Linked DNA regions of Homo sapiens: region 1 is linked to region 2. Evidence: chromatin loops called from intact Hi-C (ENCODE). Cell type or tissue: HCT116. All regions are shown on one strand. Each heading gives the region's core, and the rest is flanking DNA. Links, peaks and the distances in the headings are about the cores only.

Region 1 (16,785 bases), core at 2,909-10,908, 280 kb after region 2:
CACAGGACTCCCTGTGAACCAAGGCTGCACATGCTTCTGGGTGCCCCTCTCTGGGCAGCTGGAGGGCAGAAGGAGCACCTGGCAGGTGGGTCCCAGGCCCGGCAGCAGGAGCTGCCTGCCAGACAGGACCAGAGGGGATGGCAGTCCGCTCGGGTGAGGGGTCCACAGGCAGAGGGCGTGGGGGGCTAGGAGGTCTGGGGGCCTCTGGGGAAAGGGGGCCCCAGAAACCAATGGGAATTATGGGATCTCCTCAAAGAACATGCTGGAGCAAGGCTCAGCTGCCCACTGCTGCCCCAAAAAGGCTCAGCTGCCCACTGCTGCCCCAACGGGAGTCACTGCTCACACAGAGACCGCTCCTTCCCCAGCCACTCCAGCCAGTGACTGGATACGGTGCAGGCACTAGTCCCTAGAACCAGGCCATTCCTGACCCACCAACTGCCCTGTATGCAGGCCTCTCTCTGGGGCTTCTCATCAGCCTAGCAGCACGGCTTTCTCAGGGCTTCCCTGGGTACGCACGTCCTCCTACCCAATCCCCCTTCCCTCTCTCCCTGTCCCAGGTTCAGACCTGCATCCTGGCTCGAGGCTGTCTCCCCATCTGCCACAGGTGCTTCCCCCAACGGATCTCTTGCCCCTCTCCTCCTGGCTTGGGGTCTGCTCACTGGAGGACCTGGATGGACATGACAGGGCTCAGACAGGACTTGGGAGGAGCTGTGAGCTCGCCATCAGGGCCAGCCTTGAAGGACGGGTGTGGGCGTGTCCCCCATCAGGATCCCGCTGTGGGTCTCCTTCCTGCTGTGGGGGCTGATGAAAGATGCAGGCCAGACACCTGCACATCTTTACCCTGTGCTCAGCAGCACCCCCTGACAGGGCACCCTCCCCACTACATCCCCATTCCATTCCAAAGGAAGAGACCCTGAGGGTCTGGAATGAAGAACCCCTTACCCCAGGTCAAACTGATGTTGCTGGAATCTTTGGTTGGGTCTCGACATTACCCCATATGGGCAACAGAGAAGGACTGCCGAGAGCTGGGCAAGGCCCCATGCCTGCTCCTCCTGCTTGTGCTCTCTAGATCAGAGACCCTCCCAACCTCTCCCGTAGGGGCCTGACTCCTCCCTGGTATGTCACCTTTGCTTGATCTAGGCCTCTGGAGGGGCGGCAGCCTGTCTCCCCGCACCAGCTGGGGTTCTGGCCCTGGTGGTTGCTCACCACACCTCCGGGGGCTGCCACGCGGGGTCATGTTGGTACCAAGGTTCTCTGTGGGGTGCAGGGATGACCACTGGAGAAAAGGCCAGCCCTGCCTTCCGCTGCTGCCTCAGGCTGGTCCCCGTGCCTCGCTCAGGCGGGCCAGTGACCCTCCTCACCAGCCATGGCTTCTCTTGTGACAGGCCCAACGGCAGGCCAGGTCCTGAACCCCGCAGGGAGGCCGGCCTATCAGGTCTTCACATGGCTGGGGGCACAGCCAGCCACCAGCATCCTTGTGCTGTCCCCATGGGGAAGAGAAGGGAACGATGTGTTCATAGACGCCAGGGCAAGTGGGCACGGGCAGCGCACGGAGGAAAAAGTGACTCCAATCAGAAGGGGAGTGGGTCTTGGCAATACACGTCTGGGTGGTCAGTCCCCAGAGGTGGGCACTGGGCTGAGCTCTCTCTCATCCGACGCCACCCCTGGGTGACCTCCGTTACATTTCCTAACCTCTTTGTGTGCCAATCGCCTCGTCTGGAAAAATGGGAATGGAGGAGAGTTGTACCTACCCAGGGTGGTTCTGTGGGCATTTAAAGAGCAACTTCATGTGAGACGTGGAGTCCATGTGTGGCCCATGGTGGGCTCCAGGAAATGTTGGTGATGACAGGGATGAGGGAGCAACTGAGAGCCGGCAGTGAGGTGACACACCCAAGGTCACGCCACCAGCAGAGGTAGCTGGTCACGCTGCTGAGAGCCGGCAGGAAATAGATGCGGACAAAGCAGGGTCGGTTTTCAGCTTCTCTCCACGGAAAGGCCGGCTGAAGTTTCCCTCACCACGCAGAAATCGATAAGCAGGAGGTTTTTAAAAACCACCTCCCCATTGAACCTGCCACTGCCGGAGCTGAAGGCTGTGCGTTTTGTGGTCCGCTCTGCCCCAGGGCCACTTAGGGTGCGTCCACGCTGGGTGTGCCAGGCATGCACGTGGGCTGCAGACGCCCAGGAGGCAGAGCCGAGCCTGCCAAGGTTATGCGTGCACCTCTCAGCTCCCTGCTTAACACTGCGTTCCCGGGAGAGAGATTTCTCCCTGGCTGCTTCACATCCAGAGGAGAACATCAGCTCTCAGCAGAACATAAGGCAAGTGTGAAAACAACTTTTTATCTTTTAAAATTTTTGTTTATATTTATGTATTTATTTTTTGAAATGGAGTTTCGCTCCTGCTGCCCAGGCGGGAGTGCAATGGCGCCATCTCAGCTCACCACAACCTCTGCCTCTCAGGTTCAAGCAATTCTCCTGCCTCAGCCTCCCGAGTAGCTGGGATTACAGGCATGCACCACCACACCCGGCTACTTTTGTAGCTTTAGTAGAGACAGGGTTTCTCCATGTTGAGGCTGGTCTCGAACTCCTGGCCTCAGGTGATCCGCCCGCCTCAGCCTCCCAAAGTGCTGGGATTACAGGTGTGAGCCACTGCACCCGGTGAAAACAGCTTTTTATGCCAACTGGGGCTCACTTCCAGGGGAGGCCTTTCCTGGAGGCCCCCATTCACTGCAATTCCTCAGCCTGGCTTGGAGTCATACCATCCCTCCTATCAAGAAACATTGCATCTGCAGCGATCCCCCAGAGTGAGTGGCTGGGGGGCTGCGGGAGGAGCAGGGGAGGTGCTGGAACACGTCAGGTCATCAGCAGTGTTGCTGAAAAGCTTGGCCAGGAAACCCAGATCAGCCACCAAGAACCTGAGGGCCAGCACATGGGAAGAAGAAAAATAAGGTGGTTTTTCTGGGATTTTTGGGAATATTTGGGCCTCGACCCTGCCAGGATAGGTTAGGTGGTGCAATGGTCACAAGCCCCAAGTCTTTGTGGCTGATAGCAACAGAAGCTTCTTTCTTGCCCACAGTAAGCATCCGTCGTGGTTGGCAGGAGACTGATCGTGGTCATCTATCCAGGACTGGGTTGACAGGAAGCCACCATCTTAGACTGTCAGCTTCCATTTCAGAGGGAAGGAGCCCTGTGGACGTTCTCACACCAGCATTCAGAAGCTCTTGCTGGGAAGTGTCACAAGTCACCTGTGCTCCCTGGCTAGGAGTAGTCCGTTGGCCACCCAAACACCTGGGGGCTGGCCAGGAAGGCAGTCACACAGGGGCCCACCATGGGTCTGCCCAGTTCTCAGGCACCAGACCACACCCAAGCAGGACCCCTCCTCCCCTGCTTCCCCCTCCTGTCCCCACCAAAGCCACATGGCAGGCAGATCACATGTCACAGAGCTCAGGGCCAGGCCTGCCCAGATCCTGAGGCTGGGCCACCCCTGAGAGCTTCCTATGTGAGATGTCCACTTTTTTACATTTAAATTTTACTTTTAAAATTCTAAATTGATAAATTACAGTTGTATGTATTTATGGGTACAAAGTGATGTGATGACTGATGAATACAACGTAGAAAATTAAATCAAGTAATTAACATATCCATCCCCTCACATACTCATCACTTGTTGTGGTAAGGACATTTGAAATTTACTCTCCTGGTGATTTTGGAATGTACAATACATTATTACTTACATATTTACCACACTGTGCAATGTATCTCAAAGAAAAGAAAACTTATGGTGCACACCTGTAATCCCAGCCTTACAGGAGGACAAGCGCAGGAGGATCCTTTGAGCCCAGGAGATTGAGACCAGCCCGCGCAACACAGCGAGACCCCATTTCCTAAAAACAAAAACAAAACATATATTGCTCCTGCCTAACTGAGACCCTGTGCCCTTTGACTGTCATCTCCTCACTCCCCTCACCAGCTCTCCCACAGCCTCTGGCACCATTCTGCTCTCTGCCTCTTTAAGTTTGATTGTTTTCCATCCCACATACAAGTGAGAACCTGCGGTATTTGTCTTTCTGTGCCTGGCTTATTTCACTCAGCATAATGTCCTCCAATTCCATCTATCTTGTCACAAATGACAGAACTTCTTTCTTTTTTACAGCTGAATAGTATACCACTGTGTGTATACACCATACTTTATCCATTCAACCGTTGTTGGATGATTAGGTTGATTCCGTAACTTTCGAATAGTGCTGCAGTGAGCATGGGCATGCAGACCACATGTCTGCTTTTGATCTTTTGAACAAGGACTCAGACCCCAGTGACTCACACATTTTCTTATTAAAAAAAAAGTATACGTATAAATTATATATGTGTACATATATGATATATACATATGTTATGTGACCATATCTATACACACATGTATATACACACATACAGCAAGGGTCTCCAAAGACTTCAAACTATATGTATGTATATATATAGATAGATGTGCACACCACTGCACCCGGCCAACTTTTGTGGTTTTTTTTTAGTACAGAGGGGGTTTCGCCATGTTGGCCAGGCTGGCCTCGAACTCCTGACCTCAGGTGATCTGCCCACCTCGGCCTCCCAAAGTGCTGGGATTACAGGCATGCACCACCACGCGCAGCCTAACTATCTATCTATATATATATATACGTATAGATAGATGGACAGATGTTCCTTGCAGCTTTCCTTTGGAGATGGCTTACAGCTCTGGAGAGAACCCGGGGTCCCAGCACCTTTGCCATTATAACCCATGAGACCTAAGGGTCAGCGAAGGGGCAAAGAGGTCCTGGAAACCATCTTGCATCAGTATAGTCCCTCATCAGAGGAATAAAGTGGAGCCTCAGGAGGTAAAGGACGGCTGGTGTCACCAGCTAGATCAGGGATGTGTTGACTCCCATTCCATCGGAGGGATCTGGGACCCTGCAAGTGACGCTGAGGCGTGGTCCTGCAGCATTCCCGGGTCCCCCTGGATTGCTGCACCGTGTCTCAGCCTGAACTGGACCACCTCTGCTCACACTGCATGCATGTTACTGCCTGTGACCGGAAGCACTCTAGTCGGGTTGCCCATCCCCTCACATACTCATCAGCTTTATTTCTTGCCACTTGCAAGAAAGTGAGAGCCCGAAGAGTAATGCCCAGGCAGTAAGAGAGGCGAAGCATCTGATAGAGCCTTCTTCCCACTTTTATCTAATCCGATCCATTTTCAGTAGCTTTTCTGCATAAGAGAGCCTCTTCACATGGACATCCATGCATCCACCCACGCGTCCACCCACGCGTCCACCCACGCGTCCACCCACGCGTCTACCCATGCGTCCACCCAGTCGTTCAAAACACATTTTCCTTTCCTTCTAGTTTACTGAGCACCTACTCTATGTCAGGTGCTATATTCACCAGCTTACAGTAGAATGATGACCAAGTGAAGATGTTGGCCCTAAGGAAAATAAGTGGCTGCTCTTTGATTCTTCCAGGGAGCAGATTTTGATTAGAGAAAGGAGTCCAAATAGTACAAGGCAGGAAAGACGGGAGGGGCACAGAACAGTGAGGTTGAGGCTGCAGAGAGTGGGGAGGTGGTTGCTAAAAGACTCTTCACTTACAATTCACGCAGCAAAACTGACCACCTGCCAAACTCCATCCGGGGAGAGGTCTGGGTGCAGAGACCCCCAAATAGCCTAGGCAGACAGGTGTGGGGCCACCCTCAGTGCAAGGCGAGGGCTTGTGGGGTCCTTCCAGAGGTTGCTGAAGGTGATGAGCTGCCATGAAAGATGGTAACGTCTTTCCCGTAGGCACAAGAGGAGAAAACAGTGCGTGGTGCATAGAGACCTTTGCAGTGCAGAAGGGGTTATTATTATTACAAGCCAGATGTGCCCCACTTGTTACTGAATCATCGGGTTGACTCTAAGTTTTAAAATCCAATTTCCAGGCCCTCTTCACCTGCCAGCTGGGCAACAGCAGTTACTCTCATTGGAGACCCTTTCCCTTCGCCACTTCCCAGGCTACTCCAGACTGAATGCATTCAGGGAGTCACCTCCCAGGTCAAAACCTGCTGTGATACCATCACCCTGCAGCACAGACCACAGTCCCAAGCCTCCCATTCTTGACTCTAACACCAGCCCAGCCTGACCTGCTGCAGGGTGTGGCCTGTGACCACATCTGTGCTCCGTCCACGCTGCTTCGTCCAGCCTCCCACGCCGATCCCCAGAGTAGCTCCCCGGGATGCTCTCTCCTCATCACTGCATCTGCCGCCCGCCCAGGCCCTCTGACTTTACCCTCCCGCAGGCCCCTCCCGTCTGAGGTGCTCTGGAATGCCTGTGGTGTGATTGTGCATGAACTTTTACGTGCCTGCGTCCATGCTCGAGAGCGGTCTTGCCTGAACCACCTTGTCTCAATAATCAGCATGAAACTCCTCAAAAGAAACAGAGAGGCCCCTCAGAACATCACGGAAAAGACGATGGCTCCAAAACAGCTAGATTCTAATCCCAGCTCTGCTGCGGGGCGCGGCCTCGGGCACACCTGTGCTCCGTGCATGTGACGTGACTCTCAAAAGCATCCATTTCCTCATCTGGAAAACGGGACAGTTCCTGGACTCTGCGCACCTGGAAGTGACCATGAGGGTCAAATGTTTCTCAAACTGCAAATGCTTTTCAGATGCTGGCGCCGTGACCAAAGACCTGGCTCTTACATCTGCTCTGTTTTCATGGGACACAGCCCTGGGTATACAGTAGGTGCTTAATGCAGGTGACCGTGAGGAAGGGCTGTGGCCCGTGGAGGGCAGGCAGGTGGGATTCAGCTGAGGTCCTCAAAGGCTGCACTATGGGAAAGGCTGAGCGGCAGGAAAGGGACAGACAGGCCCTCCTCCTGGGGCCCAGGGCTGGGAACCAGAGCCCCTCCTTTGGCCACTCTGAGGTGGAAGAACAAGGAGCACATAGGAGGAGTGGCCCAGGCTCTCCACCTGAGGACATTCGGAGGACCTAGAAGCACTGGCAGAGCCTGAACGTGGCACCGTAGCCTCCTGCTGGCTGGAGATGTGTCTGGGCGGTGTGTCTTGGCATGGAATCCACAGCCAGCTAGCCTGAGGCGGGGATGGGGCCAGGACCCCCGGCTGTACAGACGGAGAGCCAGAGGCGGTTGCAGGTTCCCAACCGACAGCGGAGCTGATGAGTGGCGGGGCTTTCATTTGTTGACAGGAGATGCATGTCTGAGGCCAGAGCCAACTTCTTCCAGGGAGCGGCTTCCTTCCTCCTCAAAGGACACAGGGGACACAGATGTCCAGGAGGCTGTTTAGAGAGGGCCCGAGTGGTGAGCTGTGCAGGGGTCCTCACGCCCCGGCCCCGTCTTGGATATGGGGCTGGAGACTTAGGAAGTGAGTGCTGGGTCCTGGGGTTCCCTCATCCGCCTTCAGGAAGATGTGAAGGGGCTTCCTGCGGCCTTTGGCAGCATTCATCCCAAACCCCAAAGCCTCCTTCCCCTGGCTCCGTGGCAGGAGCAGTTGCATTCTCCTGTCTGAGAGGGGCCACCTCCTTCCCACCTTGCCCTCTAAGTTGGCTCAGGCTGCGCAGGGCTCAGGCTGAGGTCCAGACCCTCATGCCAGCTTGGTGCTTGGCCAGAGCTGCAAAATTGGAGCTGGGCTGCCAGGGGGAGGGCACCGCTGAGGCCTTCTAGGCCCAGACGGGCTGAGAGAGCCCCCGCCCCCCACCCCAGCCTCACCCTCCACCCGAGGCCCCTGTCATGGGTGTGGGTGACTCAGAGGAAGTTCTGGTTTCTGTCAGATTTTGAGGCTGAGGCAACCTGATCCTGAAACAATGACAAGCCTCAGAACGGTCCTTCCCACTCCCTCAGAGGAGCGTTTCAGGCCTGGCCAATAACACAGCAGAACGGAAAATGACTTTGGGAAGGAAAGGTCAGGCGGCTAGGCCTCCCATGGAAGGCAGCAGGCGGTTGCTCAGGTCAGAGGGCCAAGTGGCGCGGTCTGTGGGCACCGGCAGCTGGCAGTGACCCTGCAGATCAACCTGGGCCCGGGCTGCAGACACCAAGCAGGGGCACCTGCCTGGCCTGGCTGCCTCATGTGGCCCCCACAGCCTTTGTCAGGACACCTCAGGACAGTGGCCTGGCCTCTAGGCCAGTGGGCCAGCTCGGGGTGCTAAAGCCTAATTTGCCTGGAGCCCCGGGCCACTCATAGATTCAGGAGGAAGAGGTGGGGTAGAGGTGGCAGAGGGAGAGCAGAGCCTGGCACACAGCATTTGGCACCATAACTGAGGCAGCTGCTTTCCTTAAGGAGCTGCCACTGACAGGATCAGCACTTACAGAGCCCCTGCTGTATGCCAGGAAGTACATTTATTATTGCTTCTTGTCACATTGGCCCTGCCAGGTATGTACCCCAAACATTAGCCTCATTTCACAGATAAGAAAATTGAGGCTTCCGTGATTAAGCAGAGGCTGTGATGTCCCATCCAGAGCCCCAGCCACCCAGCTCTCCTGCAGGACAGGAGATACCTACTAGCCTGCTTCTCGATTATTCTTTTCTTCCCTGCCACCTTGGGAATATCCCTCCCACTTGCAAGCACAGGTCGGCTATGCCAGGGGAGTCTGTGCCCCAGGGCCCCTTCATCCATGGGGATGGGAGTCTGTAGAAATGCTCACCTCCGCCCTCTCCAGTGGGGACATTGGAGGCCTGTGTCCCACAGTCTCCCTGAGGGCCCAGTGGGTTGAGCCCATTGCCCGCAGTGGAAACCCCTCATTCATGGACCTGTCTCCCTCCCCTGCCTCCCCCTCCACCTCCACCCCTGCCCTGCCCTTCCTCGGATCACTTCATGCACCCAAGTCCTCATTGCAGTCTGCTTGAGGGGGATCCCACATGTAGCCATGCCCCTTCCAGGCAGAGAGAAGCAGCACAGGCCCCTGGCTGAGTGTGCCACGGCGGGTGCAGCAGGAGTGCAAACGCAGAGTTCAACTCGGCATCCAGCTGGAACCCATGTTAACTTGCGTTTGACCAGCGTAAGAGAGACAAGAAGATGAGTAGAACTGTAGCAGTCAAAATGCTTCAGCTGCAGGTAATAGGAAGTCCAGCTCAAACCGGTTTAAGCGGAGGCCAGGGGCTGCAGGGTGGGCATCTCCCATGGCACCTGCTCTGGTCCCTCAGTCCCCCTGAGTGGTGCACACTTCCCTCCACAAGGTGTGTTGCCGGGTGGCCACGGCTGTCCTGGGCTCGCATTTGCTCATGACAGTGTCTGGAGAGCTCCGCCTTTGAGGGCTCTTCCTGGGGCCTCTAACGAGAGAGGACTGGGGGGACCACGACAAAAAATATCTGGGTTCTTGAGACAGCAGAAAAGGTGGTGGAAGCTGGGTGAGTAGCCAGACAGTATCTACTAGAATTTTTTTTTCTCCAATTTAAGTTTCTCCCTGGTGAGTTCTTAACCCGCCGCTGACTGGCCAATGCTAGCAGACGGACACAGGGAACAAACAAGTGGCATATTAATCTTCATGGAAAAGCCTAGAAACGGGCAGTCCTTTCACAGCAGTTCTGTGTCTACAGTGAACACATGGGCTGTGTTTAACTGTGTAAACACAATAAAGTTGTGTTATGGAAGTGAACTTGTTCCTGACTGGCAGATGGATTTAAATGTAAGAGTGGTCCATGGGCCCCTCCACGGAGCTGATGCTGCCCCAGCATCCTTCCTATGGCCCTTCAGCCTCTGGCTATTGGTCTTCCTGTATCCATGCACGGCTGAGCTGGAGGCCAACACAGGAGCAGCCATTCCAGGCAGGTCTGGGCAGGGGTCCCTGGCGTGTAGCTCTGGAGGGAGTGGGGCTGTGTAAGCTCAGCGTCTTGTCTCCCTCACTGAAAATACAGGACACAATGGAACAGAATAGAGAGCCCAGAAATAAGGCTGAACACCTACAACCATCTGATCTTCAACAAAGCTGACAAAAACAAGCAATGGGGAAAGGACTTCCTTTCAATAAATGGTGCTGGGATAGCTGGCTAGCCATATGCAGAAAATTGAAACTGGACCCCTACCTTACACCATATACAAAAATCAACTCTAGATGAAGTAAAGACTTAAAGGGAAAATCTAAAACTATAAACACCCTGGAAGACACCTTAGTAAATACCATTCTGGACATAGAACTTGGAAATATTTCATGATAAAGATGCCAAAGCAATTGCAACAAAAACAAAAATTGACAAATGGAATCTAATAAAACTAAAGCACTTCTGCACAGCAAATCAACAGAATAAACAGACAACCTAAGAGTAGGAGAAGATATTTGCAAACTATGCATCTGACAAAGATCTAATATCCAGCATCTATAAGGAACTTAAACAAATGTACAAGCAAAAAACAACCCCATTCAGAAGTGGGCAAAAGACATAAACAGACACTTCTCAAAAGAAGACATACATGCGGCCAAAAAGCATATGAAAAAATGCTGAATATCACTAAGCATTAGAGAAATGCAAATCAAAACCACAATGAGATACCATTGCACACCAATCAAAATGCCTATTTTTTTTTTTTTTTTTTTTGAGACTGAGTTTCGCTCTTTTGCCTGGACTGGAGTGCAGCAGCGCAATCTCCACTCACTGCAACCTCTGCCTTCCAGTTTCAAGGGATTCTCCTGCCTCAGCCTCCCAAGTAGCTGGGATTACAGGCGCCCACCACCACGCCTGGCTAATTTTTGTATTTTTAGTAGAGACGGGGTTTCACCACGTTGGCCAGCCTGCTCTTGAACTCCTGGCCTCGTGATCCACCTCAGCCTCCCAAAGTGCTGGGATTACAGGTGTAAGCCACTGTGCCCAGCCTGCAGAATGACTATTATTTAAAAGACAAAAAAAAAAAAACAAACCCTGGTGAGGTTGTGGAGAATAGGAAACACTTATACACTGTTCATGGGAGTATAAATTATCTCAGCCATTGTGGAAAGCAGTGTGGTGATTCCTCAAAGAACAGAACTACCATTCAACCCAGCAATCCTATTTCTGGGTATATACCCCAAAGAATATAAATTGTTCTATCATAAAGACACATGAACACATACGTTAATTGCAGCACTATTCACAATAGCAAAGATATGGAACCAACCTAAATGCCCATCAACAGTAGACTGGATAAAGAAAATGTGTTACATATACACCAGGGAATACTATGCAGCCATAAAAAAGAATGAGATCATGTCCTTTGTGGGAATGTGGATGGAACTGGAGCCCATTATCCTTAGCAGAGTAATGCAGGAGACCCAAATACCACATGTATGTTCTCACTTATAAATGGGAGCTAAATGATAACACATGGACACACCAAGAGGGGAACAACACACACTGGGGCCTCCTTGAGAGTGGAGAGTGGGAGGAGGGAAAGGAGCAGAAAAACTACCTGTCTGAACTGTGCTTATCACCTGAGTGACAAAGCAGTCTTTACAGCAACCTCCCGTGACACACAGTTTATCTATATAACAAATCTACATATGTACCCTTGAACCTAAAATAAAAGTTCAAAAAAAAAAAAAAGAAAATGGAAAACACAGGACACTGTCCCTCTCCCTCCCCCAGTCAACCCAAGCTGAGATTTTTCAAGGCCTCTACACCTCTTTTAAATAATTCCCAGATGATTGAATTCCCAGATTGAAGCAAATGCTCCCAAACAGTGGAGCAACTCGGCCCTGGGGTCTTAAGCCCCCACCTTCCCCAAGAAACGAGACTGGCCTCCTCCTTTTTGCAGGGCAGTGTGGAGCAGTGGAGGAGCAGAGGCAGTGGGCTCCACTCGCAGCTGTGTGGCCTTGAGCAATGGCATCTGCCATTGCTGAGGCTTGAGTAGGTAAACAAAGCTGCCGGGAAGCTCAAACTGGGTGGAGCCCACCGCAGCTCAAAGAGGCCTGCCGACCTCTGTAGACTCCACCTCTGGGGGCAGGGCATAGCTGAACAAAAGGCAGCAGAAACTTCTGCAGACTTAAACATCCCTGTCTGACAGCTTTGAAGAGATTAGTGGTTCTCCCAGCAATCCCCAATTCAACAAGAAGAGCTAACTATCCTAAATATATATGCACCCAATACAGGAGCACCCAAATTCATACCCTTAGAGACCTACAAAGAGACTTAGACTCCCACACAATAATAACGGGAGACTTTAACACCCTACTGTCAACATTAGATAGATCAACAAGACAGAAAGTTAACCAGCATATTGAACTCAGCTCTGCACCAAGCGGACCTAATAGACATCTACAGAACTCTCCACCCCAAATCAACAGAATATACATTCTTCTCAGCACCACATCACACTTATTCCTAAATTGACCACATAGTTGGAAGTAAAGCATTCCTCAGCAAATGTAAAAGAAGAGAAATTATAACAAACTGTCTCTCAGACCACAGTGCAATCAAACTAGGACTCAAGATTAAGAAACTCACTTAAAACTGCTCAACTACATGGAAACTGAAAAATATGCTCCTGAATGACTACTGGGTACATAACGAAATGAAGGCAGAAATAAAGATGTTCTTTGAAACCAATGGGAACCAAGACACAACATACCAGAATCTCTGGGACACATTTAAAGCAGTGTGTAGAGGGAAATGTATAGCATTAAATGCCCACAAGAGAAAGCAGGAAAGATCTAAAATTGACACCATAACATCACAATTAAAAGAACTAGAGAAGCAAGAGCAAACACATTCAAAAGCTAGCAGAAGGCAAGAAATAACTAAGATCAGATCAGAACTGAAGGAGATAGAGACACAAAAAACCCTTCAAAAAATCAATGAATCCAGGAGCTGGTTTTTTGAAAGGATCAACAAAATTGATAGACCACTAGCAAGACTAATAAAGAAGAAAAGAGAGAAGAATCAAATGGACGCAATAAAAAATGATAAAGGGGATATCACCACCGATCCCACAGAAATACAAACTACCATCAGAGAATACTACAAACACCTCTACGCAAATAAACTAGGAAATCTAGAAGAAATGGATAAATTCCTGGACTCATACGCCCTCCCAAGACTAAACCAGAAAGAAGTTGAATCCCTGAATAGACCAATAACAGGCTCTGAAATTGAGGCAATAATTAATAGCCTACCAACCAAAAAGAGTCCAGGACCAGACGGATTCACAGCAGAATTCTACCAGAGGTACAAGGAGGAGCTGGTACCATTCCTTCTGAAACTATTCCAATCAATAGAAAAAGGGAATCCTCCCTAACTCATTTTATGAGGCCAGCATCATCCTGATACCAAAGCCTGACAGAGACACAACAAAAAAAGAGAATTTTAGACCAATATCCCTGAAGAACATTGAGGCAAAAATCCTCAATAAAATACTGGCAAATCGAATCCAGCAGCACATCAAAAAGCTTACCCATCAAAAAGCTTATCCACCACAATCAAGTTGGCTTCATCCCTGGGAGGCAAGGCTGGTTCAACATATGCAAATCAATAAATGTAATCCATCATATAAACAGAACCAAAGACAAAAACCACATGATTATCTCAATAGATGCAGAAAAGGCCTTCAACAAAAGTCAACAGCCCTTCATGCTAAAAACTCTCAATAAACTAGGTATTGATGGGATGTATCTCAAAATAATAAGAGCTATTTATGACAAACCCACAGCCAATATCATACTGAATAGGCAAAAACTGGAAGCATTCCCTTTGAAAACTGGCACAAGACAGGGATGCCCTCTCTCACCACTCTTATTCAACATAGTGTTGGAAGTTCTGGCCAGGGCAATCAGGCAGGAGAAAGAAATAAAGGGTATTGAACTAGGAAAAGAGGAAGTCAAATTGTCCCTGTTTGCAGATGACATGATTGTATATTTAGAAAACCCCATCGTCTTAGCCCAAAATCTCCTTAAGCTGATAAGCGACTTCAGCAAAGTCTCAGGATACAAAATCAATGTGCAAAAATCACAAGCATTCCTATACACCAAAAACAGACAAACAGCCAAATCATGAGTGAACTCCCATTCACAATTGCTTCAAAGAGAATAAAACACCTAGGAATCCAATTTACAAGGGATGTGAAGGACTTCTTCAAGGAGAACTATAAACCATGGCTCAACGAAATCAAAGAGGACACAAACAAATGGAAGAGCATTCCATGCTCATGGATAGGAAGAATCAATATCATGAAAATGGCCATACTGCCCAAGGTAATTTATAGATTCAATGCCATTCCCATCAAGCTACCAATGACTTTCTTCACAGAATTGGAAAAAACTACTTTAAAGTTCATATGGAACCAAAAAAGGGCCTGCATTGCCAAGACAATCCTAAGCCAAAAGAACAAAGCTGGAGGCATCATGCTACCTGACTTCAAACTATACTACAAGGCTACAGTAACCAAAACAGTATGGTACTGGTACCAAAACAGAGCTATAGACCAATGGAACAGAACAGAGCCCTCAGAAATAATACCACACATCTACAGCCATCTGATCTTTGACAAACCTGACAAAAACAAGAAATGGGGAAAGGATTCCCTATTTAATAAATGGTGCTGGGAAAACTGGCTAGCCATATGTAGAAAGCTGGAACTGGATCCCTTCCTTACATCTTATACAAAAATTAATTCAAGATGGATTAAAGACTCAAATGTTAGACCTAAAACCATAAAAACCCTAGAAGAAAACCTAGACAATACCATTCAGGACATAGGCATGGGCAAGGACTTCATGACTAAAACACCAAAAGCAACGGCAACAAAAGCCAAAATTGACAAATGGGATCTAATTAAACTAAAGAGCTTCTGCCCAGCAAAAGAAACTACCATCAGAGTGAACAGGCAACCTACAGAGTGGGAGAAAATTTTTACAATCTACCCATCTGACAACGGGCTAATATTCAGAATCTACAAAGAACTTAAACAAATTTACAAGAAAAAATCAAACAACCCCATCAAAAAGTGGGTGAAGTATATGAACAGACACTTCTCAAAAGAAGACATTTATGCAGCCAATAGACACATGAAAAAATGCTCATCATCACTGGCCATCGCAAAAACGTAAATCAAAATCACAATGAGATACCATCTCACACCAGTTAGAATGGCGATCATTAAAAAGTCAGGAAACAACAGGTACTGGAGAGGATGTGGAGAAATAGGAACACTTTTACACTGTTGGTGGGACTGTAAACTAGTTCAACCATTGTGGAAGTCAGTGTGGCAATTCCTCAAGGATCTAGAACTAGAAATACCATTTGACCCAGCCATCCCATTACTGGGTATATACCCAAAGGATTATAAATCAAGCTGCTATAAAGACACATGCACACGTATGTTTATTGCAGCACTATTCACAATAGCAAAGACTTGGAACCAACCCAAATGTCCATCAATGATAGACTGGATTAAGAAAACGTGGCATATATACACCATGGAATACTTTGCAGCCATAAAAAAGGATGAGTTCATGTCCTTTGTAGGGACATGGATGAAGCTGGAAACCATCATTCTCAGCAACGTATCACAAGGACAGAAAACCAAACACCACATGTTCTCACTCATAGGTGGGAATGGGAATTGAACAATGAGAACACTTGGACACAGAGTGGGGAACATCACACACCGGGGCCTGTCATGGGGTGGGGGGAGGGGTAGCATTAGGAGATATACCTAATGTAAATGGCGAGTTAATGGGTGCAGCACACCAACATGGCACATGTATACATATGTAACAAACCTGCACACTGTGCACATGTACCCTAGAACTTAAAGTATAATAATAATAATAAAAGATTATATAATCAATGCACAGGACTCAACAGTAATAGCTCAAAACATAACTGACCTAGATTCTTTCAAATAGCAAGATCAGATTAATAATACTATAGCTGCATTTTATATTTTTCTCTTAAAATTCTTTGCCTGCTCAATTAAAGAAAGAATACATACCCAAAGAAAGCAAGATACAATGACTGTGTTTTATATACAATTTTAAATCCCTATCATTTATTTAAAATCTAGACATAGCTTTGATCTACGGAATTAAACTGCATACCATCAAAGAGGGTGTAATTCTTCAGCCAATAAATCCAGGCCCACCCCAGAGATGGTGAGAGGGGGACTGTCTCGCCTGCCTCTCAGGGCTGGGCAGGGATGGGGGATGCAATCTGAGTGTACATGGGACCTCATGCACACAGCATGTCTCCAGTCGCAGAGACCCCTGCCTGAAGGATCACTCAGGGTCCAGCTAGAAGTAGAAACCACCCCAGCTCTTCGAACAGAGAGACTGTACCATCAAGAATTGCTAACCCTTGTGCATTGCAAGGGCAAAAAGTGAAAACTGAGCTAGAACAATAGAGCAGCAACTGCCAGGGGAGGGCTGGGAGCAAAGAGGCCGGGACAGAATGATTAAACTCCCAGGACTGAAGGATCTCTGGAAGCAGTACCCAGGTCCGCGAGGAGTGGGCACAGGCTGGCCGCAGCTGGTCTGCCCCAGTGAGGCGAAGGAACAGAGAAGCAGGCTCTGCAGCGTCCTTCTGCATTTCGTCCTGAATGGGCGTGGCATCCTCCAGCTCCACAGACTTTGCTGGGCCTCGTCCCCTCTGCAATCCCGTAGGGCAGGCAGCCTCTCCAATGGCCTTCGTGATTCCTGTCACCTAGGGACTGGCTTCAACTAAGTAGAATCTGGCAAAGGTAATGGGCTGTCCCTTCCAAGATTATTTGGCTACAAAACGCCTGTGCCCCCCACCTTGCCCGCCTTCTCTTGTTCCCTCCCCTTCAGAGCCCTTGCTCTGGGAAAAGCCAGCTGCCTTGTACTGAGCAG
Region 2 (16,785 bases), core at 2,033-10,032:
CCTAGAGTATACCCAGCTCATATCATATGAATGCTTCAGTCGTAATCACTGGGACCAAGATTTAGGACGTTAGTTATCACTCACACGGGGAGTTATTTCAGCTCATCATTAACACTTGTCTTTCTCACTTGGTTCCAAAGAGAGGTGGCAAAACTCTTCTACTTTTATCTTCTTTCTCATGTCTCAAGAGAGGTGTTTAAAGAAATTGGTCTTCCTAGTGAATTAACATTTTAAAAAAGGAACGGAGTTGAAGCGACACAGCTGGTGCTCAGGGCTGTCCTGACTCTGCCCTTGTCATTCTATACACTCCCATGGGCTGGGGCAAGGACCCGTCACACTGACGCCTTCCCCAGTGCTCCCTCCGGCCCACAGTCTCCTTCGACCTCTAGATCTTTTAAACGACCTAGTGCCATGTCCATTTGGACGCCACTCCAAACGCCACACATCTGACATGGCCCATCCTTTCCTGCAAACCTGTTCCTCCTTAAGTACTCTTAGTACATGGCACCAACATGCACCCAGCAGCTCGTGCAGAAGCCCATGGGTGTTATCCTTGCTACTTCCCTTCCCTCTCACTCCCAACATCAATTTCCAGGTCTGAGCAATTCTATCTGCTCTCTCTCAAGCCTGCCCAGGTCTCACCATCTCTACTGCCACCTCTCTAGTCTATGCTATCAGCACCCATTGCTTGGACCACTACAGTAGCCTCTGATGTGGCTTCCTGGCATTGCCTTTTAACCCTATATACAGCAAAGACATCTTTTTAAAATAACAAATATGGTCATGGCACTCCTCTACTTCAAAAGTTTTTTATGGCTCCCCAATGCTCTCCGGACAGTTTCCAAAATCCTTGACATAGTCTACAAATCATTACTTACCTCTCTAGTCTCAATTCTAACCACCCACGCTCTGTCCCCATTCCTTCAGCCCCGTCCCGCCCGCAAACTCCTAGCCTTTGTACAGGCACACCCTCTCCCAAGAGCACTCTGCCTCCTCTGCCTGGCTGAGTCACGCATGTTCCTTCCTGTCCGAGCTGAGACACAGCCCTTGACACAACTGCAGCAGCTTATCCCTAGAGCTGTGTGTCTTGTGCCTTCCCCCCAGGCTTCACTGCTGACTGCACTCCTGCATTTCCAGTGCCTGGCACAGTGCCTGCCACACAGCAGCTGCCTGATAAATATTTGCTGAATAGATGTGGAAATAAGTTAAAAACAACATGGTAAACTTCAAACAGAGTAAGTGTTACGAGAAAGAGAAGAAAGATAAAGTCGGTCAAAAGGTGGCATGAGACTGACGCTAAGCGACTGATGATTTTGAGAGCCTGCCTCCATTTTTATATGCTTTGGTAATTTCTTTTATACTTTTAAAAAATAAATTCCCAATTCAATGGCATTTCTAAAAATAAGTATAGTGGAATTTCTAAGTATACTGAAAAACCTGTAATGAAACGGTCAGTAAACCATAATCTGACACCCAGTTCAAGCTCCCTCTTCTCAGCCAATACACCTTTGAACAGTATAGCTTTGCCCTCCCTTCTCAATTCTCAGAGTATAAATTCACAATCACAACAATTCAGGACTTCCCCTCCACGGTTACCCACTTAGGTATGTCCTGCCTCCTCACTTGGAATAAACTTGGAGAAAGCTATGTCCCTAGTACAGTCTCTCACAGAGCAGGTGATCAATGCGTCGAAACAGAATTTCTATGAATGCTTCATCCCTGGCTTTACTCTGGAACCTTGTTCTGTGCAAGGCACTAATAACAGGCTATGATTCACAATCCCTAAGATAGTATGCAGTTGACAAATTTGGGCATTATTTTTCATACTAACGGTTGGAAAAGTAATGGATATTTCCTAAGAGACTTTTTTTTTTTCAATAAAACCTTTTATTGTTGATTCTGTTTTAAAAGAACTTCTTAGAATTCAAGTGGCAATCAAATGTTATCAACGCTCTGTCCCCTCACGTAGCTGCGGACAGCAGTTTCAAAGTTCTGTGCCAAAGCATTTACCCTGAAGGCTAAAATCAGACCATCTTTACCACAGTCTACTTATGACACTCAGGAGAATCATAATAACTTCTCTGCATTGCAGTCTCTGAGTAATGGGCAAGGGAGAATTGAACTACTGCCGTCTTCCTCTGAAGCATCAGGTGTTTGGCTCAGCTGATGAGAAAGCGAAACCACATGTGTTTTCCACTCCTTCTTAGATTGGTAAATTTAAATGAAACCAGCTGCCCTCGATTCTCCATACAGTCTGCTTGGCTAAAAGCACTCCTACGATCACTGTAATATTCTTAAACTTTCCTAATACAACCCCAAATTAGGGCATTTTAAGATGAAATGCCTAAATAAACATAAATGAAGGAAAAGCTCCCCTCAAAGGCAGAGTGACTGGCTCCGAGGAGAAATCAGAACAGCCCTTGTTTTGCCCCTCAGGTGCACATGACATGGACCAAGCTAGTGGTTACAGGGAGGAAAACAGCCTGTTCGACACAGCCAAACGTCGGCCACCTCCTGAAGTCTCAGGTCCAAAGGGATTCATGTCTTTCCCAAAGCAGGTTAACACAGCATAAAGACAAACATCTTATTTTAAAAGCCTGGAAAAGCGTGATACTGTATGAAGAGAAACTACATCAGCAATACTCAAGCAACAGGCTGCTCCCCTCTTGGCTTGATGCATGTCACCATTTTGCTATCATCCACGTGGCTTTGTGTCAGGGGTTAAGTGAAAGTTCACACTGGAGAAGCCGGAATAACTTACTCATCGCACTATCCACACTATCCATTTTGTTTGTAATTTTTTCAAGGCTAGCACATTGAAAAATACATCCTAATTTAAATCTAAAAAACTGGAAATAGTTTATTTCAATAAATATACTTAAAAAAAATCACAGAAGCACACGTTGATCACAAAACAGAGAGCGGTAAAACCTACGGAAGGCACCAGAGCAGGCTCACCAGTGTTGTAGGCAGTCGGCATTGCTGAGTACACAAGTCCTTGCGGAGGCAAGCTTGGGGTTGTCACAGACACGACTGGGGTAGCAAGAGGTTGAGTGGCTTGAGAACTACTGATCCTCTGGGTATTCTGTGAGATCAAAAAAGAGAAAATGTGTTCTGATGTGGTATTTATGTTGACTTAAAAATCACTTTCAATTTAAGTGACATTTTTCACAGTTTCATATGAATGTCATTTTCTGAAGCACTGATGATGTGAAAACTTCAAAAATACTAGTGAGAATAACTAAATATTTAATTTGAAGGGTCCTATTTTTACATTAATTCTTTTAAAATAGTTGATTAGTGTCAGACACCCCACGTTAAAATAGGAACTTCTGTTACAGGCATTAGCACTTCTATTTGTTGCACAAAATGAGGACTTGATGCCACTACAAATACTGTCAGACTCCCCTAAATGAAGTATGTGTAGGTTTTAAATACCTGATGATGGCAAAGGTCATCTGTATATATAGGGATTGTACGTCTATGAGTATAGGAATCAAAACTACTTTTCTTTGCGGTATTATTTACGTGTTAACACGGTTTGAAGTCATGGCTTATTGGGTGCAGCTTGTATTCTTATTTCTTTCTCTCCAATCATGCAGTTGACCTATTTTTTAACAACAGATTCGGACATGTATCCCTTCATAGTCCCCTGGCCTTCTGTAGCAGAGGCTTTGAGTAGAGAATTTTGAATCAAGTACTGCCGACAGGGCAGTGGAAGAGCAATATTAAATGCTTTTTGCCAACTGGATGCATCTGTGTAGCATCCTATCCATGCTGGGAATGGATAAAAAAAATTCAACTATTAAATAATCCAGTTAGTCTAAGACAGTCATTGTCCTTAACGTGTAGGAGTACGACAGAAGCAGTTTCTCGCCAAACTGGCTTAAGGTAACGGTTTTTGAAAATCAAAGATCAGAGGAACACAACAGACTCTGTGTCACTAGCACATAAGAAAGCCACAGCACAACTCTATTTGTTTTTTATAAATTATGTTACAGCCTGATAACTGACATTCGGGGGTCTGAGCCAAATCAGTAAAGTATAATTCAGTGCCTTTGAGATTATGAAGAGTTAGAATGTGATTCCATTTTCTCTATCACAATTTTCAAAAGGGTACATCAGACAAAAAGGCCTTTGGCTAGATGTAGACACTTACAAACATTCGATGAGGATCCTGATCTCAGTTTATTTCTTTTTAATTTCTACTTTCTAACCTAGGTTAGAAGATGTGAGAAAGATCATGTGGATGTGGATGTATTGCCTGAGTTTCTGTCCCAGATTCACCATTTCCTAGGCATTGGGAAAATAATTTGACCTCTCTGAACTTCTTCATTGTCAAATAAAGAAGATATAGCAATCTTTGTCCTGGCTGCCTTGCACAGCTACTGTGAGAATCAAATGAGGTTACTATGTCAGAAGTGCTTTCATAACTGAAGTACTACACAAATATAAGATAATATCCTTATTGTCCTAAGAAACCCTCTGTCCCAAATTTCTATATAACTGGTGGGAAAAAAGATACATATTTTTATTCCTTCTAATCCATAGCCTAGTCTACTGCAGCTTTCATGAAGTCAAGTTGTTCTAGTATTGCTCGGCTTCTAAAGGAATCTGTCGCTGGTCTTAACAGTACAGTCTTTAGTGCAGGCCCCAGGGCACCTGTCCTTCTGCACTTCGGATCAGAGTCATCCACAATTATACTTTAGAGCTCAAGGCAAGCTGAACAACTTTCTAAGTTGTAACGGACTGTGCTTCTGATTATATTTTGGTTCTGGCACATAAAGTTCTGCATTTTTAATTGATTAAGTTTTAAATAATATAAATGGCTGTTTATAAGTTTTTAGGTATGTATTTTAAAGTCTTCAAGGACCTAATATATTTATCTCTGAGGTTCTGTAATTACAGATGTACTCTGAGGAATGTGGAAAATCAATGTATGCCAGTTCGGAATATATTTTAGTCTCAGCATCAAGTTTATAAATTTAATGACTTTTCGAGATAGAGATCTACTTTGGACTTAATTTCTTCTTTAATATTTAGTCTGGAACTTCATAAGTCCAATCACTAGGTGAAAGAATACAGTATGACATAGTTTGGCCTGGACCCTACCTACTCCATGGCATCATCTTCATGCAATCTCCTGGCATGTCTTCAAAAGCAGTGAAGACTTCAAACACTAGTTCCACTCATCTAAGCTCCTCATCTCAACGGCACTGAGTTCTACAAGAGTGAGTGATTTTCAGAACCACAAGAGGGCAGTATAGTGCTAGATAATTCATGGACGCATTCACAACTCCTTGAACAGTGAGGTCTAACCTAAGGTGAATTATTTTAGCTTGAATTATAAACTCTCATTTACTGATCATTATGGTATCATTAAGTAAAGTGTTTCTCCAAAAGATATTCATAATATAATTCAAAACATTTACAGCTGACTAGAATATTTCAGTTGGCCAATACAAAACTACACCCAAAACTGTGAGTGATCACAAAGCTAAATAAAGAACAATCTCGTATTTTAAGGGGAACAGATAACCTTCTTTGAAAAGAAAACAAACTGTGCAAAACACACCAGCATGCATAAACATGGAATATTAAAACCAACGGATGCCTTCCTCCCCCATGCTTTCATGCACTCTTAACCTTTGTCCATGCTAAGAAACATTTTCAAGTTTTTATTCCCCTTAAAGTCCTTTAATTAGCAGCTGACTTTGAAATTATATGATGACTCCTGTGAGGTTTTGGTTTTAGTTCCTAAAGAAGAAATAGATCAACTGCAAGCTGCTTTTAGTCAAGTTTATTTTCTAGAGGAAAAGCCAACAGAAAACGTTTGTTTTGGAAAAAGGGCAATAGTTGCTTTTAAGAAAAGAGCGCCTTCTGATAGAAAAGTAAACTTATATACACATTCAATTACAGACATTCCTTTTAGTAAACAGGGAACCCCCTTGTGGTTCAGGCTGTATCATGCAGGATGAAATAATTCCAACGCTGAAAAAGGTGACCTCACCAAAAATGATGTAATCTTTTTGAAAGAGAAACAACACAACATCGTGTGTTACAATCTGAGGAACTTCGAGGGTGAAGTCATTTTCTAAAAATATTTCAATAATTTGGAGAGCTATATAAGGTATTTTGTATCTTTCCTTAAAAAAAAAATTAACAAGTATCCTATGCTCATGGACAGCTACTGTTTTTAAAGGCTCTATTCCAATGTTCCCTCCAACAAATAAAATGGGTCAACACATACAATTATAAATAGAAAAACTAGAGTCTGTAGTACCAGTAGATTGCTTTATTCAAAGTGTTTGAATAGTGTTTAAAAAAATTTGTGTAACAAAGGGAACATTGGTTAGATAACAACACGTAAGAGAATTAGTACTTTCTACATCTTTTTCAACTTCCTTCAAGCAGAAACCCACACTCACCAACTCCAATTCCTCTTCCTCCGACTGTACTCAGCACATAAGAGGGATAAGAGAGTTACTAAGACTGTTGGTACTCACAAACAAAATATTTCTTTAGAAAAAACATATTTGGACACTAGCAGCTGTCTGGAACTCTAAAGAGACGATTATATACACAACAGATAGAAATATAAATTACTTGTCTCTACTTGTTGAGTTTTCAAAAGACTAGAAAAATTATTTTAAATTCTCTAGGGCCAGTATTCAAAGACACCCTCCTACCCCAACTTGGTCTGCTCTCATGCTGGCCTCTTATACATAGTCATGCTACTGCAACAGTATTTAAAAGGGGTTCCTCATCATGCTATCGATCTGTATTTGGAACTGTGAGAATATCAACTCTGTACTTGTAACTCTGTATCTTAATCACCCTACTATTACCCCACCTGGTGATACATGTTATCTATCTCCTACTGAATTCTGCTTCTTGGCAGAAAGAAACTGCTGTATGTTTTATTTCCCGCAGGAGCTAGCAGTTATAAAACAACAGGAACACAAACATTTGTTAATAAATACATGAGTTTTAAATACCAGTTTTATATATGTTTATCATTTGCAAATATATTTTCATGTGAATAAAATGACTTCAATGGAGAAAAACCACATATTTGAAGAAAATGAGACTGAAGGAGAAATGAATTCATAAGTCATGTAAAGAAAAGAAATAAGGCTGGGCACGGTGGCTCACGTCAGGAGTTCAAGACCAGCCTGGCCAAGATGGTGAAACCTTGTCTCTACTAAAACTACAAAAATTAGCCAGGTGCGGTGGCAGGTGCCTATAATCCCAGCTACTCAGGAGACTGAGGCAGGAGAATTGCTTGAACCCGGGCGGCAGAGGTTACAGTGAGCTGAGATCACGCCACTGCACTCCAGCCTGGGTGACAGAGTGAGACTCCGTCCAAAAAAAAAAAAAAAAAGAAACATTTTTGCTCCTTTTCTCCATAACATTTAGAAAATATTAACATGCTAGAAACAGTCTAATCAGTTTTTACTTGTTTTACTTGAGTAAGTTAAGCTTCTCTGTCAGTCTGTGAAAAGTGTCATTGTAAGTGCCACTGATACATGAAGCCCTAATCTGGAAGAAGGTTTCTCTGTAAATGGTGTGTGTAAAGTAGGTGGGACCGATTACTTACTCTGAAAAACAATCACTTGATCTACAACTGCTATCTCCAATGTGGGCAAGATGCTATTCAACTGTTTTGTTATAGATATCTTTACATATCTCCAAACACAAGGTACACACCAAAATATACTGTCTAACATTATAGCTGTGTATGTGTAAAACATATGGTTTTCACTTTAATATACAGGAATAAGCGTGTAAATAGTTCATACGACACATTTTGAGTTTTCCATGGAGATCCTTCATGCTCTCCTAACAATCAGACATAACTTTATTAAGCAATTGCTAAAATGCTTAAATGGAGTTTGTCTCTAAATTGGCAGTTTACTAACAATTCTTGTAAACATTTCTGTACCCTACATGACATTTTGTAGAGTTTATTTCTGAAAGACAGTAGCAAGTATTGCATATCCAGTACCTGAAAGGTGAGCTATGGGACCATCCTAAATGCCATTTTTTCTTGGCTCCCTTTTGGGGTGTATTTCTTTGTTATGTATGTATGTATATATTTTAAACTATTTATTCTGAAATAATTTTAGACAGCATTTACAAAGAGAGCTCCCTCACATCTCACTCAGCTTTCCACATTGTTAACATCACAAGGAAATACAATGCAGTTGTCGAAACTAATAAAAATAATACAGCACCAATTAAAGCTTTGGACTTTACTTGGATTTCACCAGTCTTTCAACTGATGTCCTTTTTCCTGACCCAGGATCAGATCCTGGATCCCACAAGCCTTTAGTTCTCACATCTCCTTCGTCTCCTCTGCTCTGTGACAGTTCCTCAGTCTTTCCTTTTCATGACCTTGACAACTTGTTTTGCATGACCTTGACAACTTGTTTTGAAAGAGTGCTGATCAGTTATCTTATAGAATGTCTCTCAATTTGGGTCTGATTTTCATTCATAATCAGATAGAAGGGCATGGATTTTTGCAAGAATACCACAAAGAGACATGGCTTTCTTAGCATGTCATATTGGAAGGCACATGTTGTCTTTATGTCCCATTACTGGTGATGTTAACCTTGATCCTCCGGTTAAGGCAGTGTTTTCCAGGATTCTCTTATTTCTAATTCTCTAATTTTTCCCTTTGTAAGAAATGAATATTGGGGAAGAGACATTCTGAGACAAAGCAAAATAGCTTTTTACTTAAACTTTTTGCCCACTTATGTTAGCATTTATCCACTGACTTTGCCTGCAACAATTACCATTGTACTGTGGTGTTCTAATGCTGATTTACTCTCTCTCATTCTTTCTACATTTATTAATTAGTTATTTTCTAAGGAAGAGTTGTCCCTTTTTCCCCTTATTTATTCTATCATTTATTTATATCAGTAATGGACTCAATGTTTTTTATTCCCTGGGCTATAATCCAATACTATTGTTATTTTGTTACTCAAATTGTTCTAGTTTTGGCCACTGGAAACTCTTTTGAAAGGCCAGCTCCCGTGACTTTTGATACGCACTTTCTTAACCTCTGACAACCCCGGCTCATCCCGTTTCCCTGCCCCAGCTCTACAACAAACCATTTTTTTCCAAGCAGCCCTGAGTCCTTGTATTAGAAAATGGTGTTCTGAAACTAAAATCTGAGCACCAGGTATGTTCAGTTACTGGATGCTATTGCCTCACAGACCTCTCAGCAAACAGAGCTAGGAAATATATGATGTATACTAATTCATATGTACACACAACTGTACCTTTTTTGTGTGTGTGTGACAGGGTCTCGCTGTGTCAGCCAGGCTGGAGTGCAGTGGTACAATCATAGGCCACTGCAGCCTCGACTTCCTGGGCTCAAGCGATCCTCTCACCTCAGCCTCCCAAGTAGCTGGGACTATGGGGGCATCCTACCACACTCGACTAATTTTTGTATTTTTAGTAGAGACGGGGTTTCGCCATGTTGGCCAGGCTGGTCTCAAACTCCTGAGCTCAACATCTGCCCGCCTCAGCCTCCCGAAGTGCTGGGATTACAGGCACGAGCCACTGTGCCCAGCCAGACACATACGTACATATGTGTGTGTGTGTGTGTGTGTGTGTGTATATATACACACATATATACGTATGTGTCTGGCTGGGCACAGTGGCTCATGCCTGTAATCCCAGCACTTCGGGAGGCTGAGGCGGGCAGATGTTGAGCTCAGGAGTTTGAGACCAGCCTGGCCAACATGGCGAAACCCCGTCTCTACTAAAAATACAAAAATTAGTCTCCACTAAAAATACAAAAATTATATATATATATATACACACACACACACACACACACACACACACACATATAAACTCTTACTGAATCCTTCAACTATAACCCTGAAACACAGGCTCATTCTAGACCCCACCCCCAACCCCCTGGGTTATCTGCAACTTTCTCCTCCAACCATGAGAAACCTGGCTGCCTTTATCTACAATGTCCATTTGTTTATTTACATTTTATATTTATTTATATGTTCAACCCTTTGTGTTTGTGTATGTGAGGGATGAATTTACCATCTAGAGCACAGTGATTTGCTACAATTTCGTTGGTCTCTAACCTTACAGTATCCAGTCAAAAGTTTCCAAAGTTACTTAGACCAGGTTCTTGCTTCCTCACCCCTTCAATATCATGTTACTTATCTGTAATAAAGTTATATTCATGTGTGACAATATGCATTCCATCTTGGGCTCCCCCGGAATCTTTTTTTACTAAATTGCATTTAGTAAAAGTCACTCTTTGTAGGTACAGTTTCATGAGTTTCAACAAACACAGACCCATGCATCTAACAAAACAGCATCACACAGATTAGTTCCATCACCTCAAAAATTCCCTATTAACCCTTTATAGTCAACTCCTCTCTCCACTCCCAACCCATGGCAGCCAGTGAGTTTTGCATTTTCCAGAATGAAATATAAATGGAATCATACACTACTGCTTCTTTTACTTAGCAAAATTCACTTAGGATTCATCTGTATTGCTGGGTGAATAAACAGTTTATTGCTGAGTAGCATTTCTTTATATGGATGTACAGTGTGTTTATCCATTCATCTGTTGAAGGACATCTAGGCTAGTTTCAGTGTTTCACAATTATGAAAGATACGGGTTTCTTATAAGTATAGTTTTCAATTCATGTGCGTAAATACTCAAAGAGTGGCATTACCGGATTGTACAGCAAGTTTTTTTTGTTTTTTTTTTTTTAATTTTTAAGACAGGGTCTTGCTGTGTTGCCCAGGCTGGTCTTGAACTCCTGGGCTCAAGCAGTCTTCCTGCCTTGGCCTCCCAAAGTGCAGGGATTATAGGCATGAGCCACCCTGCCTGGCCAGCAAGTGTATATTTAAATTCATAAGAACTGACCAACTCTTCAAAGTGGCTGTACCATTTTGCATTCCAAAGATATGGGAGAGATTTTCTGCTTTGCATCCTCACCAGCATTTCTAGTTTTTGCGTTTTTGTTTTTTTTTTTGAGACAGAGTTTCACTCTTGTTGCCCAGGCTGGAGTGCAATGGTATGATCTTGGCTCACTGCAACCTTTGCCTCCTGGGTTCAAGCGATTCTCCTGCCTCAGCCTCCTGAGTAGCTGGGATTACAGGCATGCGCCACCACCCCTGGCTAATTTTGTATTTTTAGTAGAGATGGGGTTTCTCCATGTTGATCAGGCTGGTCTCGAACTCCCAACCTCAGGTTATCTGCCTGCCTCAGCCTCCCAAAGTGCTGGGATTACAGGTGTGAGCCACCGCGCCCAGCCGTTGCGTTTTCTTAAATTTTAGCCATTTTACTAGATGTGCAGTTATATCTCATTAGGTTTTAATTTTCAATTCCCTAAGCCTGATAATATTGAGCATATTTTCATACACTTATTTGCCATCCATGTATCTTCTTTTTGAAGTATGTGTTCAGATCTTGTGCCCTTTTAAAAATGTTTTCTTACTGTTGGGTTTTAAGAATTCTTAAAATATTCTGGATACAAACTCTTTATTGGATATGTGACTTGCAAATACCTTCTTCTAATCTGTAGGTTGTCCTATACTCTCTGAACAGTGCCTTTCACAGAGCAAAACTTAAGTTCAACCTCCAATACATCAGTTTTTTCTTTATGGATCCTGCTTTTTGTGTTGGATTTTCTCCTCTAAATTTCAGTTTCCTGTTTTAAATTTGGGTCTATAATCCAATTTTAGTTAATTTTTTAATAAAGTTTGAGTTATTTTCAGACTTTGGGTTGTTTTTGTTTTGTGTATGGATGTAGAATTGTTTCAACACCATTCGTTGTAACCACCATCCTTTCTCTGTTGAATTGCCTTACTACCTCTGCCAAAAACCCAGCTGAATATATACGTATAGGTGTAAATTTTCTGAGCCGTTTTGTCCACTGATCTATGTGCCCATCCTTTTGTCAATATCACACTTTCTGGATTACTATAGCTTTGTAGTAGGTCTTGAAATCGGGTAGTAGTAGTATTTTTTTAAAATTTTGTTCCTTCTTAAAATCATTCTAGCTATTGTAGTTCGTCTTTACCTATATATTTTAGAATCAGCTTGTTAGTAACTACAAAAGAGCTTGCTGGGATTTTGAAATTGTGTTTAATCTACAGATCAATCTGGGAAGAAATGACATCTTGACAATACTGAGTCTTGAAATCCATTAACATGATGTATCTATCTATTCATCTAGGTCTTCTTTCATTTCTTTCATCAGTGTTTTGCAGTCTTCAACATACAGACTGTACATATTTTGTCAGAATTTTACCTAGATGTTTCTTTTCCTTCCTTTATTTGGGGTGTTATCATTTTTTTTTTTAAATTTCAAACTCCAATTGTTCACTGCTGGCATATAATCGATTTTTATATATTAACTTTGTACCCTGCAACCTTGCTAAACTCACTGATTGGTCCGAGGAGTTTTTTTTGTAATTTCTTTACACTTTTCTACATGAAAGAATCTATCTCCTATGAATAGAGGAAGTTTAATTTCTCTCTTCCCGATATATATGCATTTTATTCATTTATTTTTGCCTAACTGTACTGGCTAGGACTTTTACTACCATGGTAAATATGACTGGTGAGAAAAAAAAATATCATTACCTAGCTCCAAATGCTAGAAGACTGAATGCTTTCCCCTTATGAAGTATTTTAGCTGTATATTTTTTGTAGATGCTCTTTATTAAGTTCCTTTCTATTACTAGTTCATTGAGATTTTTTTTTTTAAATGATGAATAGATGTTCAATTGTTAATATACTGATTATACTAATGAATTTTCAAATGTAGACTCAGCCTTGCATTCCTGGGATAAAACCAACTTGGTCTTGATGTATTATCCTTTTTATATATTGCTCAATTTACTTACTTTTTACTGAGGATTTTTGTGTCTAGAGTTCATGAGGAATATGGATTTGTAGACTTTTTTTCTTGTGTTGGCTTACTTTGGTTTTGCAGCGGGGTAATGCTGACCTAAAAAAATAAGTTGGAAAGTGTTCTCTCCTAATTTTTTCTGAAAGAGACTGTGTAGAATTGGTATCACTTTACATTTTCCTTTCTTCTGCTTGATTGGGGTTAAGTTTGCTCTTCTTTTTTGAGTTTCTTAAGGTAAGAGCTTAGATTACTGATTTGGGATCCCTCTTTTCAAATATAGGCATTTGTTGCTATAAATCTCACCTCATCACTACTCTAGTTGGGCCTCAAAATTTTGATGCTGTATTTCCATTTTCATTTGGCTATATGTATTTTTAAATTTCCTTTGAGATTTCTTCTCTGGTCCTTGGGTTAAAATATGTTGTTTAATGTCTAAATATATGGCCATTTTCCTACTACCTTTCTGTTACTGATTTCTAGTTTGATTTCCTTATGGCCAGAGAATATAATATGCCTGATTTCAATTCACTGAAATTTGCCAGTTTGTTTCCTGGCACAGGATGTGATCTTGGTGAATGTTCCATGTGCACTTGTGAAAAGTGTGTGTTCTGCTGTTGTCGAGTGATGTGTTCTATAAATGTCTCTTAGGTCATGTTGGTCGAGTGTTGCTCAAATCATCTAGATCCTTACTGATTTTTCTGCCTACTTGTTCTATCAGTTACTGAGAGGGATATAGAAGTCTCCAACTACAATTGTGGATTTTTCTACTCACCTTTTAGTTCTATCAGTCTTCACTTTATGTATTTTGAAGGTTGCTGTTAGGTGCATACACATTAAAGACAGTTATTTCTTGGAAAGTGGACTATGTCACGTCCCTCCTTATCGCTGATACTCTTCCTTGTTGTGAAGCTTATATTGTCTGAAATTAATAGGTCTGCTTTAGCTTTCTTTTTGGTGTTTGCAATGGTAAATTTTCTCCCTTCTTTTATCTATGTCTTTATATTTAAAGTGGATTTCTTGTAAGCAGCATTTTTCTTTTTTTTTTTTTTGAGACGGAGTTTCACTCTTGTTGCCCAGGCTGGAGCGCAATAGCATGATCTTGGCTCACTGCAACCTCCGCCTCCCGGGTTCAAGTGATTCTCCTGCCTCAGCCTACCAAGTAGCTGGGATTACAGACGTGTGCTACCATGCCCAGCTAATTCTGTATTTTTAGTAGAGACAGGGTTTCTCCATGTTGGTCAGGCTGGTCTCGAACTCTCGACCTCAGGTGATCTGCCTGTCTCAGCCTCCCAAAGTGCTGGGATTACAGGCATGAGCCACCACATTGCTTTTTAAGAAACACACACACACACACACACACACACACAAATCTGACAATCTTTTAACTGACGCTTTCTCACCACATTCAATGTGATTACTTATATGACTGGATTAAAAGCTACCATTATCTTGCTTTTTGTCTTCTTTTCTCCCATTTCTTGGGCTACTTAGTAGAGCATTTTTTATATTTCTATTTTATCTCTTCTACTGACTTATTTATACTTCTTTAAAATTTTCTTCTGTAGTTGCACTAGGGTTTATAATATACACCTTTAGTTACCTTGAGTTCATCTTCAAATAATATTTACATCATGTGTAGAGTCAATTCCTCCCTCCCATCTTTTGTTGTCATATATTTTATTTTTACATGTGCTACAGAAACAAAATACAGTTACTATTTTTGCCTTACATAGTCAGATACCTTTTGGAGCAATTAAAAAGAGGGAAAGCACTCGGATCTTGGTTTCTTTCATTCTCCATAAAAATAATGTTCCTTGGAGAAATGCCTGATTCTAGGACTGGGGCAGAAAATACACAAGATAAGCCTAGAATATATTATAGTGCCGGAAAATAAAAAAGCGCCTGCTCCCCCTGAAAAAAAAAAAACCCACAAAAATAAGGATATATCAAAGGGACATAGGAATCAAGTAGATAGCCCTCAAAAGCTGAAGCTAGAACAAAGCAACAGAAAAACGTGGTATTGTATTATAAACCAAAGTATTAAAATAAATGCCCACGAGTCCATATTGATAGAAATAAATGGTTGAATAAATGAGAGAGAAGAGATAAATCTCCCGTGCAGAAGAATTCCAAATAATTTATGTAGATATCCTTCTCTTAAGAAAGTGAAGCCTTAACTCCCCACTCCTTAAAAGTGTGGGCTGAACATGGTAATTTCCTACCCAAAGGCTACAGTATGAAAAGCGGGAGAAAGAGTAACTTCACAGAAAAGAAACCTGGTAAATACCTGTTAAACATCAGCCAGGTGACCAAATGAACATCAGCAATAGTTATGACGATACAGGTTGGTCATCCCAAATCTGAAAATCTGAAATCTGAAATGCTCCAAGATCTAAAACCTGTTGAGCACCAACATGACACTCGCATGTAGTACTCATTGGATCATTTTGGATTTCAGATTTTTGGATTTGGGATGTTCTACTTATTAGTATAAGGGAAATATTCCAAAACTTGAAAAAATCTGAAATCTGGAATACTTCTGGTCCTGAGTATCAGATAAGGGATAATAAATGTAGTAGGCACTCTTGATATGATGTGATGAAAACGGCATCTTAATTCTATGGCCTACCTCAGTCAAACCAACAACCACAGTATAAGCATGAGAAAAACATCAGACAAATCTTAACTAGAGACATTCTATAAAAATACCTGACTAGTACTCCTCAAAACTGTCAAGGTCATTAAAGCAAGGAAAGTCTTAGAAACTCTCACAGTCAAGAGGAGGCTAAAGAGACATGATTGCTAAATATAATGTGGTATCCTGGATTGGATCCTAGAATAGAAAAAGACACAAGGTTAAAAATAAGTAAATCTGAATAAATTGCGAATTTCAGTTAATAATAACGTATCAGTAGTGGTTCAATAGTTGTGACAAATACACCATACTAATGTTAATAGAAAAAATGATGTGTGGGGTGTATGAAAACTTCCTGTACTATGTTTGCAATCTTTCTATAAATCTAAAATTGTTCTAAAAATAAAACGTTTATAAAATGCAGGGAAAACCAGAGTTTACTTATTTTATCTTCATTTATTCCATTTCCACTGTTCATTTCTTTGTGTAGACTCGAGTTTTTGCTGGGATCACAGTCCTGCTGAAGGGCTTCCTTTAACATTTCTTGTAGAGCAGGTCTGCTGGCAATAAATTCCCATGACTTTTGTTTGAGGAAATCTTCATTTCTCAAAGATATTTTTGGTGGGTAGAGAATTTTGGGGTGAGGAATTTTTAAAAAATTTCAGCACATTAAATAATGTTACTCCCTTTTTCTCGCTTGAATAGTTTAGTTTGTGAAGAAAAAAGTATGTTACTAATCCTTATCTTTGTTTTTCTGTAATGTATCTCTAAGATTTTTCTCTTGATCTTTTGCTTTTAGCAGTCTAGGAGTGAGAGTGTGTGTGCGTGCATACATCTGTGTGTGTGTGTGCATGCGTGCATGTGTGTGTTGGCAGTAGTAATTATCCTACTTGGTACTGGTTATTATTTAAAATATTACTCCTAATCTGTTCTCTCTTCTCTTTTTGGAAGTCCAATTATAAATATGTTATACCATTTGATAATGGTGCATAGCTCTTGGATACTTAATTCTGTTTATTTTGTCTTGTTTTCACTCTTCTTTCTCTTTGTATTTCAGCATGGGTAATTCCTACTAATAGACCTACAGGTTTTTCCCTCCTGCTAAGCTATTAGTGCAAGAATCGAGTTAATTTCATTAGAAGCTGGACTGGGTTTGAGCCTTACTGTTGCTCTGGTTACCATCAGGGCACCTACCACAAGCTTCATATCCCTCTGGGGGTGGGGATCTGCATGCCAGGTTTTCCC

Evidence for each region. A loop is a pair of places that touch in the nucleus more often than their neighbours do. Peaks named below come from ENCODE experiments on the same cell type or tissue, not always from the same donor. Only the 100,000 strongest peaks of a DNase experiment are listed, where the experiment ranks them.
Region 1: a loop joins it to region 2, with 3 times the contacts of the local background. A loop is called at or near these places in 5 of 110 quality-filtered maps.

The regions. Positions count from the first base shown.
Region 1 is chr15:99,416,359-99,433,143 of GRCh38, reverse strand. LINC03080 (long intergenic non-protein coding RNA 3080) reads left to right here. Exons shown (of 2, transcript XR_007064775.1): 2 at 1-3,637. LOC105371017 (a long non-coding RNA gene) reads right to left here. Exons shown (of 5, transcript NR_188335.1): 5 at 15,921-16,785. Among named protein-coding and RNA genes, the nearest start is that of LINC03080, 10 kb to the left of the region's middle. RefSeq lists a silencer at 7,736-7,795. In HCT116, for the core only: a CTCF peak has its summit at 7,069 (motif pointing left); no DNase peak of the experiment used is centred there.
Region 2 is chr15:99,693,029-99,709,813 of GRCh38, reverse strand. It overlaps MEF2A (myocyte enhancer factor 2A), which reads right to left. Exons shown (of 12, transcript NM_001319206.4): 9 at 6,429-6,452; 10 at 2,959-3,085. Among named protein-coding and RNA genes, the nearest start is that of LYSMD4, 32 kb to the left of the region's middle. In HCT116, for the core only: CTCF peaks have their summits at 5,253 (motif pointing right) and 5,944 (motif pointing left); DNase peaks (open chromatin) are centred at 5,243 and 5,983.